Linked DNA regions of Homo sapiens: region 2 is linked to region 1. Evidence: read pairs that join two places in POLR2A ChIA-PET (ENCODE). Cell type or tissue: Panc1. All regions are shown on one strand. Each heading gives the region's core, and the rest is flanking DNA. Links, peaks and the distances in the headings are about the cores only.

Region 1 (10,592 bases), core at 1,796-6,795:
ATCAGCCAAATAACTCACGTAAACATCACTATGTATTCACAGGGTCATGGTTTTGGGAGTGTTCTAAATGTTTAAAGTATTCCAATCAGAAAGCTGGATGCTCTGTCACTCTACCCAGGAGTGCAGTCAGAATAATCTCTAATTCAAGAGGACACTGGTCCATGGCTATCTTTCTTTTCTTACTGTATCTTGTAACTTCTGTGGTGCTTTATCGAGATTTACCAGGTAAGGAAAATTAATTCTAAAGTTATGTATTTTTCTCTGTTAGTTATTTTAAGTCAGGAATTTAACTCTTAATGCTGAAAAAAACCCTTACCATGCAATTTAAGTCTTTTGTCTTAAGGTAGTTGGGGCTCCCTTGAATTCAAAAGTAGATTTTGAAATCCACAACATGAGTCCTTACTTATTTCTCATTGTTTTATTTATTTCTTTTCTTTTTTGCTGTATCTTTCCTTTCTTGAGGCAGTGAAACTAAAATACTATGTCTCCCTGAAATGAGGAGAAGGGTTATGTGGGGAAAAATTCAAAATTAAAACCACATTGGTTAAGGATTCAAAATATTCCTTCATGACTTCAAAGCTCTAATTTTAAAGAATTTGAGAATTATCTATACTGGTATCAGCAGGCATCTTATGTAAAAGTCACTTAGTGGTCTCTTTCCTTCCAAAGAGTTTGGGAGTCTTGTGACAAATTCTAAGAAACCTTAAGAATCATAACATTGCCTCTGATTTTTAGAAGAGAGGAGGAAAACTGAAAATATTTTAAAGGAGCCAGAAGTCTGTGGTTCTGGTCCCAGTTCTGCCAATGGCTAGTTGTGTTGCCAAAAAGTAGTCACTCAAATCTTAATCTGTGAATTACTCAACTAACATTTCTGGAGCATCATCTATGAGTAAGACATGTTATTTGTTTAATCGTCACAACCTTAGTGCAGTCAGATAGTTTAAATAATTTGTCCAATATCTGATAGCAAGTAACTGGCAAAAGTGCAACTGAAGGAGAGTAGGTATTATTCCAATATAATATTTCCTGATATCTAAAAATCCCATCTAGGTCAAAATACTCTGTAATTCTGAGTGGGAGTTGGCAGAAAAGTCTGAAAGATTTTGTTGGGAGGCTTTAAAGGTTTTATATGTTTTACTGTGATCTGTTGCAAAATATTATCCCTGGATGTTAAAACCAGATGCTTGCTTGCCAATACACTCTACCAAAGGTCTTCCCTGTTCTTTGCATCTCTTATTTTGTATCCAGTACCTGCGTTTTATCATGTCTTTTAAATATTCTTACACACACAAGGCTTACTAACCTTTCCAAAATTTGTTAATAATATCCATTTTCCTAGTGATGGTTGTCATGGACCCAAAAGTGCAATTTATGTCTATCTATCTCCTCCAGGATTACATTCCCATTAGGCAGTGTGTAATGCTTTCTCACCATGCATGCTGTCAGGCTGACATCACCAGTGAAATATCTGAATTAATACACAAGCTAACATCATTTTAGCATTAGAAAAATGCCATTTTTAAAGGGACAGTATACAATGATAAACAATGCTTGGGCCTGTGTTGAAAATCAGATAATAGAGTTTTCTAGTTCCCTTGGAGAAAACATTAATTAAGCAAACACTTTCCCATTTACGTTTGCAATGAAATACTCGGTTGATTTGCAAATGTGAGTGATTTTTTTTCGCAGAACTTCTTAATGATGACTTCTTGTCTAATTGATAGCTGGAACAGTATTACACATAATTCAATTTTCATAAACCCAGAGCTTAGAGCTTTGGTTGTTTGCAAATGGAAAGAGATTTTTTTTCTTTTAATTGATGGAGGTGAAAAGTTTAGTTGTGAGTTCTACAAAAACAAAACAAAACACCAACAACTCTTTTAAGATCCATGTAGCCTCTAGCTTGTAATTTAATTTTTCAGATCCATTTTTGTTATTTTTTAGCCAAAATTTTCTCATTTCTCTATCCTCACTGGAGTAGTCTGGAAAATAATATGAAAGAGATCCACAGGTCTGGAGAAATACTGGACAACCTAAGCAAAAGCCCCTTATACCTCTTACACATAAACTTTAGAGAAATAATAACCATAGTATAATATCTTATAGTTTGTAAAAAAATTGTGTCCACGTTAAAAAGAGATTATGATAGTATAATAGCCCTCAATTTCATAAAAGCAGAATTTCCAGTCTCTGTTTAGCTTTCTTCCTCTGGTGCAGTGGTTCTCAAACTTGGCTGTACATTGGAATCACCTAGGGAGTTTTAAAACTATGAGTCTTATAACCAGAGATTCTGATGTCATAGGGCACTGCCTGGGCACCTGGATCATTGAAAGTGCTCCAAGGTGGCACTAAGGTGTAGTCAAGGCTAAGAACCATTTTGTAAATGTTTTGAAAATTCTCAAGACATGCTTACTCATCATGCTGGGCTGCTGATCCTACCACCTCTTCCAGTTGGTTGCCTCACTCTCCTTTCTCTTCAGGAAACGAACTAGATAGGGTTTATTCTCAAGGCCATGACACTCTGTTATCAGTCTGTTGCACCTGATTTTCTGTTGAAGATATGGCTTATGCCATTGTTGGTCCTTGTGTCTTCAGTGTTGCTGTGCCCTGAACTTTCTGTTGACAGGCTGATGGGATGCCTGTTGCGGCTTATACTTCACCCATGCTCCTGGTTATTGCTGGCTTTGAATATTCACCTCAATCAATAGGGTAATACGTTCTTCTTTCTTGGAATGTCTCCTTCAAAACCTGTCGTGTATTAATTTCTTTATTAAACTGTATGTCATTGCAACATCTATCCAGTCAGGGAGAAGGCTGGTATTAATTTCTTTATTAAACTGTATGTCATTCCAACATCTATCCAGTCAGGGAGAAGGCTGGTACTAGATCTCTTGGCAAGGCAGTAGAAAAGATTAGCTAATTCCTTTTGCTTTTCTTGTTTCTCATATCCAGCTCAAGGCCAGAGGAGCCATTTCCTAGAGTTTATTCACAGGATGAAAAGGATATCTCAGCTCACTTAATTAAGGCTTAGATAGAATTAGAGGGGAGGATTTAGTAAACCTAGTCTTGCTCCTTTTCTAGCCCTGGAGGATAGTTACAATAGGGAACAGAGAGAATGAGGGGAAAATAAATCTGCTCACTTTCTTTGGGTCTTTGAAGCTCCTTAGTGGGAAGATGTGTTAAACAAGTGAGGATAACATTTATTGCAAAGCAAAAGGACTTCAATCTATTGCTGGGTTCTGAAAGAAAAAAAAAAAAAAAACTTCTTTACTAACCTGGCACATAACAATTTGGCAAACTTGGTCGGACCAAGAAAAAAATAAATAGATGAAAGAATAATGAATAAATAAATAAATAAACAGGATGTAAGTCATGTAGCTTTACCTAAGCTGCTCACTGTTGTTAGGAGATGTGGACTCTGATTTGAGACTAAAGAACTGCTTTATGGCTTCTAAGGGAAGGTCTCACAGCAGAGGGTGGAGATGGGCAGCCAGCAAGAACTAAGAAGAAACCCCATCAGCAAAAGAGAAATGCCGAGTACTTCCTAGATTGCTTGCACAAAAAGAATACTCTATGAATTCATTCACCACAGACTTGTGCATCAGAGGCCAACACTGATTGCAGGAATGGACCGACGAAGAACAAACTTCTTAGACTAAAGGATCAGCGGGAGACAGCCACAGGAGAGAAAGTCCTTATACTCCTTCAGGAATTCATTTAGATATCTATAATCAGAAGCATGTCAGCAATGACGAGGCCTGAGTAATTTTATACAAGAAAAACTGGAGGGATTGTTGGAATTGTGTGATTCTGGCTAAGCTTTCACAGGATTAGGTACTGAGTTTATTTTTCAGATAACAGCTGTGTATAGACTCTGGAGGCAGATCAGTATAATGGTAGTTAAAAAACATAACAAAAACATTATGCTTTCTCTATACAGTCATATTGGAGCAAGGCACAGCAACACTAAGAAGATGTATAGAAACAGCCTTATGAATCCACCTCTCAGAGAATCTGAGGTTTTACTCTTCTTTTGTTGTTTCTCTCTCATGATAATGAGATACAAATCCTGCATCTTGTCCCCTGGATACGTTAGTATCTGCCTTCACCTCCTAGATCTTACTGTTGATCTTCTCTCTCCTGTATCTTCATCCTATCCTTTTCTACTGGCTCCTTTACAATAGCTTTTAAACATATACAAGTAACTTTTACCATAAAAATATTATGCAAAGTACACAAGAAAATGAAACAACACTCCTCAACTCAATATATTCTCAGCTATTTCCTTATTTCTCTTTACAATTAATAATATTAGTCCAGACTCGTTTTTACACCATTTTTTCTAGCATTGCTCTGAAAATGTTTTTGCCAATATTTCTAATAACAGATTTATTCCTAAATAAAGATCCTCTGCAGTCTTGTTTTACTTATCCTTGAACATGCTGTTTTTGCACTTCATAATATCTTATTTCTGGTTTCTTCTTATCTCTCCAGCCACTCCATTTTGTTCTCTGTTAGTAGTTCCTCTTCTTGAGCCACCCCTTATAATTTCAATACTCCAGCATCTCTAACTGCGTGACTCCATCCATTTCCATTGCTTAAACTGTCTCATGTATTTTGGTGACTCAAATTAATATGAGCCTCATTCTCATTCCTAAGTGCCACAGATATTAATTCAATTACACATTAAATATTTTTACCAATCAAGCTGAATATGCCTAAAAAAGAAACCATCATCTGGGTTTTCACGTCTACTTTGGACAGTCCTGGTGCTACCATCTATCTTCTTGATAGTCTTTATCTGGAGTTATACTTTATTTCTCTTTCTCACTGCCTTCCCCATTTTCACTTCTTCCATTTGATAAGAAGCTATCTCATTCAGGCCACTAACCTTTTGTAACCTTAATCACCACAAATAACAAATTCATATTGCTATGTCTGCTCTTAATCTCTTTCAGAAAACATCTACTCTTATGAAATACTGATTGCTTTAAAATGCATATATAAATATACTACAGCACTAAATAGTATTCACATTATAAAACATTAAGTAAATGTTCTTTAACATAACATACCAATCGTGTCACCATTAATTCTCAGCCATGATGAAATATCTCCACTTTTTGATCCTATTACACATATTTTATCTCAGCCTAAAAGCTCTTCCTCCTCCCTGGCTAATTCCTCCTTAGTCCCTAGGACGCATTTCAGGTGGCTCTTCCTCCAAAAGCCTTTCAAGTGATTAATGTCAATCAGATATCCTGAATGACAAATGTCAGTTCTACGTGTTTTCATATCATCCTGTTTCTCTTTCTATACCATTTAATACGAGATGAATCTTGGTGTGTTTGGCAGTCTGCATTTCCCCCACTCAACCACAGCTTTGGAAGGCAAAACACTGTCTTATTCACATTTGTATCCCTATTTCCCAACAAATTTCTTAGAAGAAACTAAAACAAGAGGATATTTAACAAATGAAAGCATTAAAAAGTACATATATTTCAGGTCTCTGTCATCAATTTCATATACCTCTGATACAGTAGTATGAAACTTGGAGTGCATGAGAACATTCACCCGTCTTAAATCACGTACCAATTTTATTCTAACAAGAGTAATACTTCTTCACTTTCAACATATACCCTTACTGAACGTTGTTATCTCCACATTTTTTTAAGAATGTCGACCAGGTGCAGTGGCTCACGCTTGGAATCCCAGCACTTTGGGAGGCCGAGGATGGTGGATCAGGAGGTCAGGAGATCGAGACCATCCTGGCTAACATGGTGAAACCCCGACTCTACTAAAAATACAAAAAAATTAGCTGGGTGTGGTGGCGGGCACCTGTAGTCCCAGCTACTCGGGAGGCTGAGGCAGGAGAATGGCGTGAACCCGGGAGGCGGAGCTTGCAGTGAGCCAAGATCGTGCCACTGCACTCCAGCCTGGGCAACAGAGCCAGACTCTGTCTCAAATAATAGTAATAATAATAATGGCAAAGGCAAAGTGGAGGCTTGGCCTATGTAGGAGAAATTCTGGGTCAGGTATTTCTTATAAACAAGATGAGATGCCCTCATCTCCCTAAATGGCTGTTCAGCTCTAGTTCTAATTTTTGTGCCGATTTGAAAGTTTCCTTAAAAGAGATGGAGAAAAGAAACCTATATTCTGTTGGACTGGATCGGCCCTTCTTTGTTTGTAGTGGAGACACTGTCTCTAGTTCAACTGAAAATACTTTACAGTCTTTTTTTTTTTTTTTTTTTTTTTTGAGAGAAAGTTTTGCTCTTGTTGTCCAGGCTGGAGAGCAGTGGTGCAATCTTGGCTCACCACAACCTCCGCCTCCCGGGTTCAAGCGATTCTCCTGCCTCAGCCTCCCCAGTAGCTGGGATTACAGGCATGTGCCACCACTCCCGGCTAATTTTGTATTTTTAGTAGAGACAGGTTTTCTCCATGCTGGTCAGACTGCTCTCAAACTCCCGACCTCAGGTGATCAGCCCACCTCGGCTTCCCAAAGTGCTGGGATTATAGTCATAAGCCTCATGAGCCACCATGCCCGGCCCAGTCCTCTTTTTTTTCTTTCTTCTCTCTCTCTCTCCTCTCCTCCCTTTTCCTCCCCTCCTTTTCTGTTTCTTCCTCTTCCCTCCTCTCTTTTGCTCTTTCTCCTCTTTCTCACTCTCCTTTTTTTGTCTCTCCCCCTCGCCTACCATTGTTTTATTTTGCTTTCTTTGTTTCTAGCCTATGGTAACTCATCTGCCATCTGGGCACTATCTGTAAATATGTAGGACAAAAATATTCTACTGCAGAATTCTACTAGCTGTTACTTCACCTGTTGTATAAATGAACAGTTTATGAAAAAGTAAGATAGTTCAACAGGGCAGAAGAGCATTAAAAAAGTCAAGAATATCTGGAAGTCATCTCCAAACTCAATTGTTTTACCATAGAGAGAGCATGTTTCAAGGTACATAAGACAGTAATATGTCCAGCTAATTCTGTAAAAACCATACATTAGGCCAGGTGTGGTGGCTCATGGCTGTAAGACCAGCACTTTGAGAGGCTAAGGCAGGAAGATAGCTTGAGACCAAGTCTTCAGTTCAAGACCAGGCTAGGCACCATGGCAAAACCCCCTCTCTACAAAAAATACAAAAAATACCCAGGCGTGGTGGCATGCGCCTGTGGTCCTAGCTACTTGGGAGACTGAGGTGGGAGGATTGCTTGAGTCTGGGGAGATCGAGGCTGCGTTGAGCTATGATCGCACCCCTGCAATCTAGCCTAGGCAACAGAGTGAGACCCTGTCTTGAAAAAATAAAAACAAAACAAAATGAAAAAAACATAAAAACATCAATGGAGTTTTACATAATTTTACATTAGAGTTCTCTTTAGACCATAGCATGCAAAAGGATGTGATCTGTATAACAGTAAAGGTAACATAAAAGTTAAACTGTTCTACATACTATGCAAATATTCACTCACATAAAAGTAAACATCTTAATAAGTTAATTTTCAACTATCCATCAAGAGCCTACTTTATAGTTGGAATTCTATAATGAATGCTCAGTTTATTTTTTATTTTTATTTTTTGTGACAGAGTCTTGCTCTGTTGCCGAGGCTGGAGTGCAGTGGCGCAATCTTGGCTCACTGCAACTTCTGCCTCCCAGGTTCAAGCGATTCTCCTGCATCAGCCTCCCGAGTAGCTGGGACTACAGGTGCGCAGCACCATGCTGGCTGATTTTTGTATTTTTAGTAGGGACGGGGTTTCACCATGTTGGCCAGGCTACTTTCAAACTCCTGGCCTCGAGTGATTCACCAGCATCTGCCTCCCAAAGTGCTGGGATTCAGGCTTGAGCCACCGCGCCCAGCTGGTCAGTTTAATTAGTGAGTTAATCCTATAAATTCTTACTGAGTCGTTATTATATTGAACACTATGCTAGTTGATAATGGTATACAGGTGGAAAAAAAAGACCAAAAAACTAATTTCACTTAGTTGAGAAGTGATAGAAGCCAGTTGAAATATAGTTTTGACTAAAAAGTAATGTATAGAATATTAAGGCAGATCAATGTAAATCTGCTTGGAAAAGAGTCTGCAGTGTTTCTGAATACATAAGTATAATAGATGCATTCTCCAATAGACATCAGCTTCCAGAAGGAAATGGTCCAGTTTTACTAATAAGTATGTATTTTTGACGGCCATGTAGCCACATGGATAAAGATCGTGGTAAAATCAAGTATCTGAAATTGTGTCACCTTTTGCTTAACATATTTCAGCCTCCCCACCCCCCCAACAAAGTGGTGCCACTCACCAATCTTTGTCATTCTATTTAAGGACACTGCTTTTTTTTTTTTGCTTTTTTTTTTGAGACAGAGTCTCACTGTGTCGCCCAGGCTGGAGTCCAATGGCGTGATCTCGGCCCGCTGCAACCTCCACCTCCCAGGTTCAAGAGATTCTCTTGCCTCAGCCTCCCAAGTAACTGGGATTACAGGGTCATGCCACCATGTTCAGCTAAGTTTTGTATTTTTAGTAGAGACGGGGTTTCACCATGATGGCCAGACTGCTCTTAAACTCCTGAAGTCTGGTGATTCGCCCACCTCTGCCTCCCATAGTTCTGGGATTACAGGTGTGAGCCAGCATGCCTGGCCGGACACTGCTTTTTTAATCACTCATGCACGGAGCTATTTTAAAGAAAAGTTATATAACCTTTTGAGCATAATTAGAAGTGGGTCTTCTTTGTGCTTCTATTTATCAGTTTATGCATAATGCTATTAAACACTGCTATTTCTATTTGAATATGAGTAACTATACAGCAAATTATTACTTTTATCTTCTTTTTCAAAAGAAATGTTGCTAAAGGAAGTATTAAGGTTTTTTTTAATTTTAGGAATCTGCATAAAATGGACAGGGTACATTAGGTGAATATTCTATGTGTGTTTCTAATGTTTTGATCTTGGAAACTTAAGTGGACACATCTAAAAATGATGATAGTATCAATTCCTCATACCAATTTGGTAAAAAACAAAACATATGCTGTCTGTGCACATCAGAATTAGAAGTAAATCACTCACTCTCTCTCTCTGTGTGTATGTGCGTGTGTTTATAGAGAGAAAGAGTGCAAAATTAAATATAGTTCCTTGTTAATTAAAGTCATGAAAATATATTGCTCTAATTTTAAAGTTATTTAAGGTATTTTTTAATTCATACATTAGCCACGTTATTAATGAGCAATTACACATGCTATATTATAGACTATGTTTTTAACAACCACAAATAAGTTTATAGTAAGGTTACAATAGTCACATACTATGACACAAACATAGCCATTTAGCTGCACCTGAAGAGCAATTTTTCTAGAATTGTAGATTTCATGATTCTTTTTTCCATGAAAAGAATTTACTATCGCATTGATTTAATGATTCTTTTTCCATAAGGATTATTTACTGAAAGCTCAATCTATAAAGTAATCTCACAGTAACTAAACGAGGACATATGTGATGCTGGAGGACCAATTCTTGTTTCTCTTAAACCTGGCTGTACCACTAACTGATTGCATAGATTTAAGCAAGTTAAATAACCTCTCCTGTCTCATTTTCCTTCTCTGTATTACGGAAATGATACTAGTGCATAATTTATATTTTTGTTATGAAGAATACCAGCAATAATATATGTAAATGGTTCAGTGACTGACAAAGAGTTGACCCTCAACTAATGTTAACCTACGATAACCAAATGCATAGATGTTTATATTAATTTTTTAATGGAGATAAAGCCTAATGTAAAAACTTATGATAATTGGGTGAAGTACATAAATTGAGTACAATTTATGTACTCTGACTTTATAATTTAATCTGTGTGATTGTTCACTTCAGTCCTGTTTCTCCATTCACAATAAATTAAACTTAACAACAATAAAAAATTCCTTTTCAGTAGCAAAAGAAATGAAACAACATAATATAGCAGAAAAATATGGAATTTACAGATACATTGGACTTAAATTTTGAATTTAAAGTAACCAATCTTTTAATTGTTTAAAATAAACTTTTAGTTTTAGAACAGTTTTACACTTACAGAATAATTGTGAAGACAACATAGAGAGTTCCCATGAAGCCCACACCAAGTTTACTCTATTACTAAAATCTTACATTGATACGGTACATTTGTCACAATTAATGGACCAACGCTGATACATTATTATTAAAGTTTATATTTTATTCTGACTTCTTTAGTTTTTGCCTAATGTGCTTTTTCTGTTTTGGGATCACATTTAGGATAGCGTATTATGTTTGGTCGTCACATCTCCGTAGGCTCCTCTTGGCTATGACGGTTTCTCAGACTTCCTTTGTTTTTGATGACCTTGACAGTTTTGAAGTGTTCTGGGCAGATATTTTGTAGACTGTCCCTCAATTGGGGTTTGTCTCATGTTGTTTAATGATTAGACAGGGGTTATATGTTTTCAGGAGGAAGATAGCAGAGAGAAAATGCCATTTGCATCACTTGAGAAGTCATTTAAAATTTATGAGACCTCAACATACTTTTACAAAATAGAGTGAAAATAAATTTTATATTGTTTCCCAGAGATGTTTAAAGTTTAACAAAGAAATACATATCAAAAGTT
Region 2 (10,592 bases), core at 2,086-7,085, 180 kb after region 1:
TGTTATTTTCAGGGTTTATAGTTTCACTTTGCATGGAAGAACATAAAGAAATGAATTTACACCATCTTTTCTCAACTGGAAACCCATTATCTGCTTTTATAAGTTAAAAACACTTTGCACAATTAACACAATATACAAATCCTTCTTTTTTTTTTTTTTTTTTTAGTAAAGACAGGGTTTTACCATGTTGGCCAGGATGGTCTCGAACTCCAGACCTCAGGATGCACCCGCCTCGGCCTTCCAAAGTCCAAACTGCTGTGATTACAGGCGTGAACCACCATGCCCGGCCAATTTTTTTGTATTTTAGTAGAGACGGGGTTTCACTGTGTTGCCCAGGCTGGTCTTGAATTCCTGAAGTCAGGCAATCCACACGCCTCAGCCTCCCAAAGTGCTAGGATTACAAGCGTGAGCCACCGCACCCGGCTATACAAATCCGTCTTGTTTGTTAATTTATTTCATCATCTAGATTTTTATTCAGAGTATATAAAGTGAGATGGAACTGAAATCACCCTTGCTTAATATTTTTACAAGATAAATATAAAAATTCCGAGACTACTCAGCTAAAGAGGTTTAAAAATGCCTCAAATCTAAAGAAATCTACTTTTGTGTTTATGGAAAAAGTCTTCTAAAAACCAAAGCAAAAAAATTAAAATAGATTGGACTATTATTCCAAAACCTGAATCTCATTTTTATTGCATAATCATTATGTATATTCCAATATTCCTCCATTTCTGCCTTCTTGATTTATGCAGTTCAGTTTGTGGTATCAGAAGGCAAATGTTAAAGTAGGAAACTAAGGAGTGGTTTATGGTGTGACTGAATTAGAGAAGTTTTAGGAGAAATGAGTTAAAGTGATTTTGAAACTGAATGCATTTGTTCATTTTCTTGGAGGATTTGAGGTTTATAGCATAGACTTGATTTATTTACAAAGATTAAACATATAAATAATTATCTTTCTCTTCTACCTGCCTCCTTATCTTTATAATCACTGTATGTTTGGTAGAATTTGCCTTAAGAATATGTTTTAGAAAGTTGACTTTTGTTCTACTAGCATATTGGAATATATTCATTTATAACCTTGTAACTTAATGCATGTCAAATGTTTTAGGAATTCTTTCAGATCCTTTTAAAATGATAGACTATTTTACCCAAGAGAAAATCTTCAGGATTTTAGTACTCTCCTGGGTAAACAGACCTGATTATATATGATTTCAATAACTTGCTAAAACTTCTAACGAGTACTGGAATTGAATGTGTTTTTGTTAAACTTGGAGAATAGAATAATAGAAAATGGCAACAATACAAAACCCTATCTTTTTAGGTAAGTTGGGTAAACTTTTCCATCTGCTTATATTATAAACTAAATGTCCTATTTATTATGATAAACTTTAGGTACCCTAATTACAATTCATTATATCAGAAATACAATGAGTCTTTTCAGCTAACCTTTGACTTTTGGCAAACTTTGGTGGGAAAACAAAACAAAACAAACAAACAAACAAAAACACTTTTGCTTAATAAAATGCCTATTGGGCTGGGCACGGTGGCTCACGCCTGTAATCCCAGCACTTTGGGAGGCTGAGGCAGGCGAATCACGAGGTCAGGAGTTCAAGACCAGCCTGGCCAACATAGTGAAACCCCGTCTCTACTAAAAGTACAAAAATTAGCCAGGTGTGGTGGTACATGCCTGTAGTTCCAGCTACTCGGGAGGCTAAGGCAGCAGAATCACTTAAACCCAGGAGGTGGAGTTTGCAGTGAGCCGAGACCGCGCCATTGCACTCCAGCCTGGTTGAAAGAGCAAGACGCCATCTCAAAAAATAAATAAATAAATAATAAATAAATAAAATGTCTATTAATCCTGACATTCACCCATGAGAAAATATAGACAGAAGGTGAACACTTTTTTTGAAAAATATTTTAAGTCACAAATTGTATTTAGACTACTGAATAGTTGCAACGAACCCTTACCTTTCAACTAGGGGGGAAAGGAAGTCCATCATTAAACAATCTGTTGGGCAATGCCATGTTTAACAATTCTCATTGTTTGATTTTAATTACATGTTTGTATCAGGAAACTGATTCATATCCTTTGAATGCCATCTAAAATTACAGTCTTAAATCTAAGTGTGTTTGTCGTCATCAAACACTAAGTACCATATAGGAAAAAAAGAAAGGCACCTGCCCACCAGTGCCTTTGCCATTGCTTTAAATAGACTTTTCCTTTTGCATATGAAGCTTTTCAAATTAAAAAGTAAAGTCACCAGTCATAGTAGCAATCATAAAGTTTGTCCTGTCATGTTCATCACTGTATCAGGACTATTGCCAAACTTTGTATTGCAAATCTAACATTAGATTGTTGAGAAAGAAATCACAACAGTTTTGATTTTGAGAAAATCAGATACTTAAAACACTTTTTTTGCTTTGAGGGAAACACCTTATGTTTTCTATGTTATTAACTAGTCCCGATATAGATTAAAATGTAATAGATGTGTTTTTAACTTATTGAACAAATAATATATTCACATTGTTAAAAAAATTCAAGGTCTCTTTGATTATTGCCATTTTAGCCAGTGGAACGAGACAAAGAACAGATGGCTAGAGCTAAAGATTCCCTCTTAAATTAGCAAAGCAGAAGTTGCACACATTACTTCTGTTTTGTACTGCAGTGGCAAGAGCTTAGTCCCATATCAACGACTACTGCAGAGACTTAGGGACATGTTTTTCCTGGGTGGGCAGCCATAGCTAGACACAATTCTATTACTATGAAAGTAAAGAAGACCGACACTGATGGACATGTAGTAGTCTTCAACCATCAGAGAATGGTAATTCCTCAGAGTATCTGGAGCCTCCATGACTCTCGCTATGACTCTAAAGTCCACACTCCTTATATTACATTAAAGAGCCTGGCTTCATATCCAAAAGTGATGACAAAACAACTGTTTTGTTCTGTTATCTTTTATATGTGTGTGTGTGTGTGTGTGTGTGTGTGTGTGTATATATATTCTCCATTGCCCTTCACTAACAGAATTTAAAGAAAAAATTGTTTAAAGTGATAAGTATAAATAAGTATACTACTTATTACTTTTGGAATACTGTATTTTCTTCCATTATAGGATTACTAAACACATTTCAGTAGACATGGATTTCAGCTCTAAAAAGCATAATAGGGCACTGAATTTGGAAATTACATTAACTTAGTAGTGCATCAAACCTACCTGGGCATGGCGAGGCACGGTGGCTCACGTCTGTAATCCCAGCACTTTGGGAGGCCAAGGCGAGTGGATCACGAGATCAGGAGATCGAGACCATCCTGGCTAACATGGTGAAACCCCGTCTCTACTAAAAATACAAAAAAAAAATTAGCCGGGCATGGTGGCAGGTGCCTGTAGTCCCAGCCACTTGGGAAGCTGAGGCAGGAGAATGGTGTGAACCCAGGAGGCGGAGCTTGCAGTGAGCCAAGATCAGGCCACTGCACTCCAGCCTGGGCAACTGAGCAAGACTCCGTCTCATAAAACAAAACAAAAAAACAAAAACAAACAAAAAAACCTACCTGGGCATATATCTCTGCAGTAACAATTCTGTAACCCTCTAGCCACTGTTGAAACTACTTTGTTGAGGTAGAGCTCATTCTATTTGTGAGACAGCCCATTCCATTTTTGGATAACTCTGATTGGGATGTTCTTCCTTAATTCAACAAAACGATTTCACATTAACCTTTACTCAGTGGCTTTAGTTTATGCTTTCTAGAGCTACATTTTCCTATGAGGTTACCACTAGCCTATGTGGCTATATAAATGTAAATTTTAATTAAACTTAAATAAACAATTCAGTTCTTCAGCCATACCAGCTACATTTCAAGTGCTCAAGAACCGTATGTGACTAGTGGCTACTAACCTGGATACTGTGGCAAACATTTTCATCATTGTATTGTTATTGCTTTATTGGTCTATACTATACTATACAGTGAAAGTTTAAATCTACTACAGTTTTTATTAAGGGACTTCTAACATCATAAGGCTTTGTCTTTTTTTTGTTGAAAGAACGACACTTTAAAAGTATTTATTGACATCTTACTACATTTCCTATTTCATTTTGAGAATTCAGGACAGATCCATGAACAAAAAGAGGACCCTTGCGCCTATGGAGCTTTCATTTTAGCAAAGAGAGATAGCTGAAAACAAACAAATCAAACATAACAACAACCATAGTCAATAAGTGAAATATTTAAATAATTTTTAAATATCGGTAAGTCCTGTGGAAACGAATGCCAGGTGAAGGAATGGGGATTCAGGAAAAAGGATGGCTTGCAAGTTTCATAGAGTGCCCTGAGTAGGTTTCTTTGGAGTGATATTCGAACAAGGGCTTGAAAGAATGAGGGAGATTAGCCGTGTGACTGGGGAAGAGTGTTCCAGGTGGAAAGAACAACCTTACGCAAAGCGGCAAAGCAGCCACAGTGACCCGAGCAGAGTGAGCAAACAGGAAGATTGTAGAAGCCAACAAGCTAAGAGGGGTGATGGAGGAAGGGTTATATGCAGCTTTGCAGACACTTGTAAGGACTTTGTGGAGCTACTGTAGAGTTTTAAGAGGAGAAGAGACATTTTGTGACATATTTTTAAGAGATGAGCTCTGCTGCAGTGTTGACAATAGACTATCAGTAGGGGTTGGAGTACAAGGGTAAAATCTTGGAGTTATATTTAATATGTTGCATAATTTATAAAATTGTTTCCTGATCCCTTATCATCCTGAATTTCCATTGTATCTTCTACTTGGCATAATGCAGTTTATTAGTGTCCTCTTAAAATGTGTTTCCAAGAATAAAACACAATACACCCGATGATGCGACAAGAGAAGTACGAGAGACAGTTACGTCTCATGATCTGAATGTTATTTTTCTAATGTTACTGGATTTCTTATCAATAGAAATTTCCTAAATTATGTAATTTGTTATTTTGAAATGAAATACAGTTGTATTTATTTTTCTAAGTTTGGTTCTAGTTATTTGAGCTTAGTGTTTTATATTAGCCATTTCTTGCTTTATTTAAACTTGAGATATGATAAATATTATTTCCATGCTTTCACCCAAATTGCCAATATACTTTTCCTTTTTTTTTTTTTTTTTTTGAAATGTAGTCTCACTCCGTTGCCCAGGCTGGAGTGCAATGGCGTGGTCTCGGCTCACTGCAGCCTCTGCCTCCCGGGTTCAGGCGTTTCTCCTGCCTCAGCCTCCCAAGTAGCTGGGATTACAGGCGTGTGCCACCATGCCAAACTAATTTTGTTTTTTTTAGTAGAGATGGGGTTTCACCATGTTAGCCAGGCTGGTCTCGAATTCCTTACCTCAGGTGATCTGCCCGCCTGGCCTCCCAAAGTGCTGGGATTACAGGCGTGAGGCCACCGCGCCCAGCCATCAATATACCTTTTCATAAGGCAAGGACAGGGACAGCGCACTATAGTATTCCCTTGCCTGGAATTTCCATTAACCTGAAAAGAATATAAGTAATACTCATTTTCCAAATTCATGCTGAAGCATTAATTCTTATTGAATATAATTCAGTTTTAAAATCACTAACTTTACTATGAATAAACTTCATAGAGAACTTTTGAAAACCATTAGCCGGGCGTGGTGGCTCACGCTTGTAATCCCAGCACTTTGGGAGACCGAGGCGGGCGGATCATGAGGTCAGGAGATCGAGACCATCCTGGCTAACATGGTGAAACCCCATCTCTACTAAAAATACAAAAAATTCGCCGGGCGTGGTGGTGGGCGCCTGTAGTCCCAGCCACTTGGGAGGCTGAGGCAGGAGAATGGCATGAACCTAGGAGGCGGAGCTTGCAGTGAGCCGAGATCGCACCACTGCACTCCAGCCTGGGCAACACAGCAAGACTCCGTCTCAAAAAAAAAAAAAAAAAAATTCAAACCATTAAGTAATCTGGACTTTATTTAATCTGCCCCCAACCATTGCCTTTCTGACCACATCTCTGTTGCTCTCTTCTTTCTCCCTCTGATCTTGCCACGTAGGACTCCATCATGTCTCTCATACATGACAGGAGCTCCCCACTCAGAGCCCCTGTATCTGAATCCTGTCCCACTCTGTCCACGATGCTGCTCCCAGACTAGATACCTAAATGAATCATGCGAAAATTTACTTCAAATGTTTCCTGAAATGTCATCCATAGAGAGGCCTTCTTGCTACCTTATATAATACTGCAACATGCCTCAATATTTCCTATCACCTTGCATACCTTCTATTCTTCATATTAATATGAATTTTCTAATACAGTATAATGTTATTCTGTCTATTGTCTATCCCTCACCACTAGGTCATAGGAGTCAAGAAATAGTTTGTTGTTTGTTTTAGTTTATTTCTACATTTCTAGAACTATGCTTTGCACACAGTAGGTAATCAGTAAATAGTTGAATTAATAAATGAATAAATTATCCTACCTGTTGGTACTATTCTCTGGAATTATTTTATTTGGTTGGTTACCTGTGGGCATTTAAGAAGAAAAATCAGTGAAGACAATCATTAACACGTCATATAATTTCTGAATGGAGCCAAATAATCTACCTGGTTCCAAGAACTGCAATTAGCTTGTCACTACCAAAAGCCACCCTTGTCTGCATAATTAATAGTAATCATGAATACAATGAAAGATATGCAAATCTTAATTTACCTATAGATTTTAACACTATTTTCCAATAAACATTTTATCAGATATTAATAGAAATTTGAATTCACTCATTTGAGTACTTCTGTCTTTATTTCTCTGGTTTACTTAATTTATAATGCTGAAGAACATATAACCAGACATTGAAAACTATGAAAATTGAACATTCACTTGTTATATAATTTAAGTTCAACCATATTAAGAAAAATACAAAAGGAAAGCAGTGAAGCAGTGTAATGTTCATTATCAATCTGCCTGGAGCTCTGGTGTTAAAGGGTTTGGTGATGGAGAAGGTCTATATTTGAGAATGAGCAGGTTAATTGCAAGTACAAAATATTTTAATAAATAAAAGCCAGGCAAGCTTTTAGATAGTGACCAGATTCTTTGGAGAATTATCATGTTACTTCCAAGAAAAAAATATATTTGGCCCATTCTTTAATTCCAAATAGAGCATAAAGATGGTTTGGACAGAAAAAGCTGATTTGATAAAAATTATGCCTAAAGTTTAATCCTTCATCTTTTAAAGCTCAGACACTGTAAATTAAAAGCCATTGTTTTATCATTTCTGTAATCTTATGGCAAATGTAAAAGTTTCTCTTTCAAATCTGTTTTTACTAATGTTAGGTAGATATATCCTGCATCCATCTATCAAGAACACTTATATTCCATATTTTGCTAATCTAGAAGGACACATAGTTAGGTGTGTCCAAATCTTAAGAAGGTAAGCTAAAGGTTAAAATATTGGGCTGGAAATTATTTTAGTTCCTAGTTAGATCTTTGTTTGCATTTTGATCACTTAAATATTTAGTTATTTCTTTTTTTTTTTTCTTTTTGAGTCAGAGTCTTGCTGTGTCATCCAGGCTGGAGTGCAGTGGCACGATCTCCACTCACTGCAACCTCCGCCTCTTGCGTTCAAGCGATTCTCCTGCCTCAGCCTCCCAAGTAGCTGGGACCACAGGAGCATGCCACAACACCTGGCTAATTTTTTGTATTTTTAGTAGAGACAGGGTTTCACTATGTTAACCAGGATGGTCTTGATCTCCTGAGCTCGTGATCCGCCCATCTTGGCCTCCCAGACTGCTGGGATTACAAGCATGAGCCACCATGCCTGGCCAGTTATTTCATTTTCAACAGACAGAGTGCTAAAGAGAATAACATGAATGAGCACGAAGAATCTGTGAATTTGATTACATATGCTTTTGCATACATGCTGTAGTTTTTAGTCATGTCAGTATAAGCAAAATATACTTTGAATGAACTAAAATGTGTTTTAATTTATAAATACAACCTTTTTGATCTATGTTACCATTAATAAGGATGTAATGTGTGTAACACATGTTCATGAATTGAGGATTACGTTAGAACAATGCATAGCTATTATTTTATATCTTCAAATAGACATTAATAGGATCCAAGTCAAAGTATTTTAATTGATTGAAGCCATATGATTGAAATTATATTTACAAAATGAGCTCTAAAATGGTGATTGTATTAATAGATCCTGTATCTGCATTACTGCAAGCTTTCAAATGCATTCTTCTATTCCACATACGAATCTTTTTACATTTTATTTATTAAATTAGAAGTATATGGATCTAATTAGTTGCATTCAGACATAGCTATCTAGTATAAATCAAAGAAAAAATAAATTTCATAACACATCTGGATGTTTGATGTGAATAACATCTGAATATTTGAAAATAAATGGATGATTGAGTTTTTTCTTTTATGCAAATATTTTGGCATCACTTAAAACTAGTAGCATTCTGGGGCCAGGCACAGTGGCTCGCGCCTGTAATCCCAGCACTTTGGGAGGCTGAGGCGGGCGGATCACCTGAGGTCGGGAGTTTGAGACCAGCCTGACCAATATGGAGAAACCCCATCTCTACTAAAAATACAAAATTAGCCGGGCGTGGTGGTGCATGAGCTACTAGGGAGGCTGAGGCAGGAGAATTGCTCGAACCTGGGAGGCAGAGGTTGTGGTGAGCCAAGATTGCCTCATTGCACTCCAGCCTGGACAACAAGAGTGAAACTCTGTCTCAAATAAATAAATAAATAAAAGTAGTAGCATTTGGAATCCTACACAAACAGAACTCATTAATTTAGGATATAAATTATTATTGTAGTCAGTGGCGATTTATTTAAATACACAATATTTTGAGTATGAGTTTTGTTACCTATTACTGGAAGTTACTGAATAATATATTGTACTTATTTTCTCTGTCTTTCCAAGTCCTCACAACATATAAGAGCAAAATAGGGAGTTTATTTTATTTGGTTCTGAGACATATACCAAAGAAATCAGAAACCTCACTGGGAAAACCCTGTACATGTTGATGCTCACCAATGTCATGAGAAAAGTGAAATTCAATTTCTAAACGTAGATTTAAAAGAAATAGTTTTGAGTGGCCGGGCGCGGTGGCTCACGCCTGTAATCCCAGCACTTTGGGAGGTGAGGCGGGTGGATCATAAGGTCAGGAGATCAAGACCATCCTGGCTAACATGGTGAAACCCCGTCTCTACTAAAAATACAAAAAAAAATTAGCTGGGCATGGTGGCAGGTGCCTGTAGTCCCAGCTACTCAGGAGGCTGAGGCAGGAGAATGGCCTGAACCCGGGAGGCGGAGCTTGCAGTGAGCCAAGATCACGCCACTGCACTCCAGCCTGGGCAACAGAGCAAGACTCCGTCTCAAAACAAAACAAAACAAAACAAAAACAAAAACACACACACAAAAATTAGCTGGGCGTGGTGGCAGGTGCCTGTAATCCCAGCTACTCGAGAGGCTGAGACAGGAGAATCGCTTGAACCCTAGAGGTGGAGGTTGCAGTGAGCTGAGGTCTCAGAGGTTGCAGTGAGCCGAGATCGTGCCACTGCACTCCAGCCTGGGTGGCAGAGCAAGACTCTGTCTCAAAAAAAAAAAAAAAAAAAAGTTAGTGAACAAAATTTAAAATAACTTGATCTATTTTATACATTTTGTTGTGATTATCTTTCTAAAAGATCCTTTCCAAAAAAATAGCCACACCATGAAGTGTTAAAAATCCTAATCACAGAAATAACTCTCCATTTCTATTTCTGGATTTATTGTAATTCTGAATACCAAAAAGTGTGAATTTCCCACAAGAGCTCAGAGGAATAATGATCTATTACTTATCAATAATTTAATAACAATGATTTGGTTTTTAAAAAACATTTGCTTCTAATTTGCTTTATTTTTATAAAAAAAAAAACTACCAAATTGCAGGCCGGGCACGGTGGCTCACACCGGTGGTCCCAGCACTTTGGGAGGCCAAGGCGGGTGGATCACGAGGTCAGCAGTTCTAGACCAGCCTGACCAACATGGTCAGGCTGACCATGAGACAGGAGTGAAACCCTGTCTCTACTAAAAATACAAAAAAAATTAACTGGGCATGGTGGCGGGCACCTGTAATCCCAGCAATTTAGGAGGCTGAGGCAGGAGAATCACTTGAAACTGGAAGGTGGAGGTTGCAGTGAGCCGAGATTGCACCACTGCACTCTAGCCTGGGCAATAAGAGCAAAACTCCATCTCAAAACAAAACAAAACAAAAAAACTTTCAAATTGCTTTTCAAAAAGATTGTATTTGTTTATATTCCCACAAGAAATGTACAAGAGTTCCAGTTGATCCAAGGCCTCATCAATACATTGTTTTGTCAATGTATTTAGTTTTAGCCATTCTAGTGGGTGTGTAGAAGTATTTCACCATGTTTTTGATTTGCATTTCCTTAGTGATTAATGAAGTTGAGCATCTTTTCCTTTGCTTGCTGACAATTCATATTTTCTTTGGCTAAATGTCCGTTCAAATCTTTTGCCCATATTTTAATTGAGTTGTCTGCTTTCTTGATACTGTATTGGGTTGGAAGAGGTGTTTTTGATTTTGGTATTTTTCTTTGTGTGTGTGTGTGTGTGT

The links. ChIA-PET counts read pairs that join two places held together with the same protein. Peaks named below come from ENCODE experiments on the same cell type or tissue, not always from the same donor. Only the 100,000 strongest peaks of a DNase experiment are listed, where the experiment ranks them.
Region 2: POLR2A ChIA-PET joins it to region 1 with 5 read pairs; 2 of 35 experiments call an interaction of 5 or more read pairs at or near these places.

What each region holds. Positions count from the first base shown.
Region 1 is chr7:81,201,125-81,211,716 of GRCh38, reverse strand. No RefSeq gene overlaps it. Among named protein-coding and RNA genes, the nearest start is that of SEMA3C, 290 kb to the right of the region's middle. In Panc1, for the core only: no CTCF peak of the experiment used is centred there; no DNase peak of the experiment used is centred there; H3K27ac peaks cover 1,174 bases.
Region 2 is chr7:81,017,046-81,027,637 of GRCh38, reverse strand. No RefSeq gene overlaps it. Among named protein-coding and RNA genes, the nearest start is that of SEMA3C, 100 kb to the right of the region's middle. In Panc1, for the core only: no CTCF peak of the experiment used is centred there; a DNase peak (open chromatin) is centred at 2,196; H3K27ac peaks cover 1,370 bases.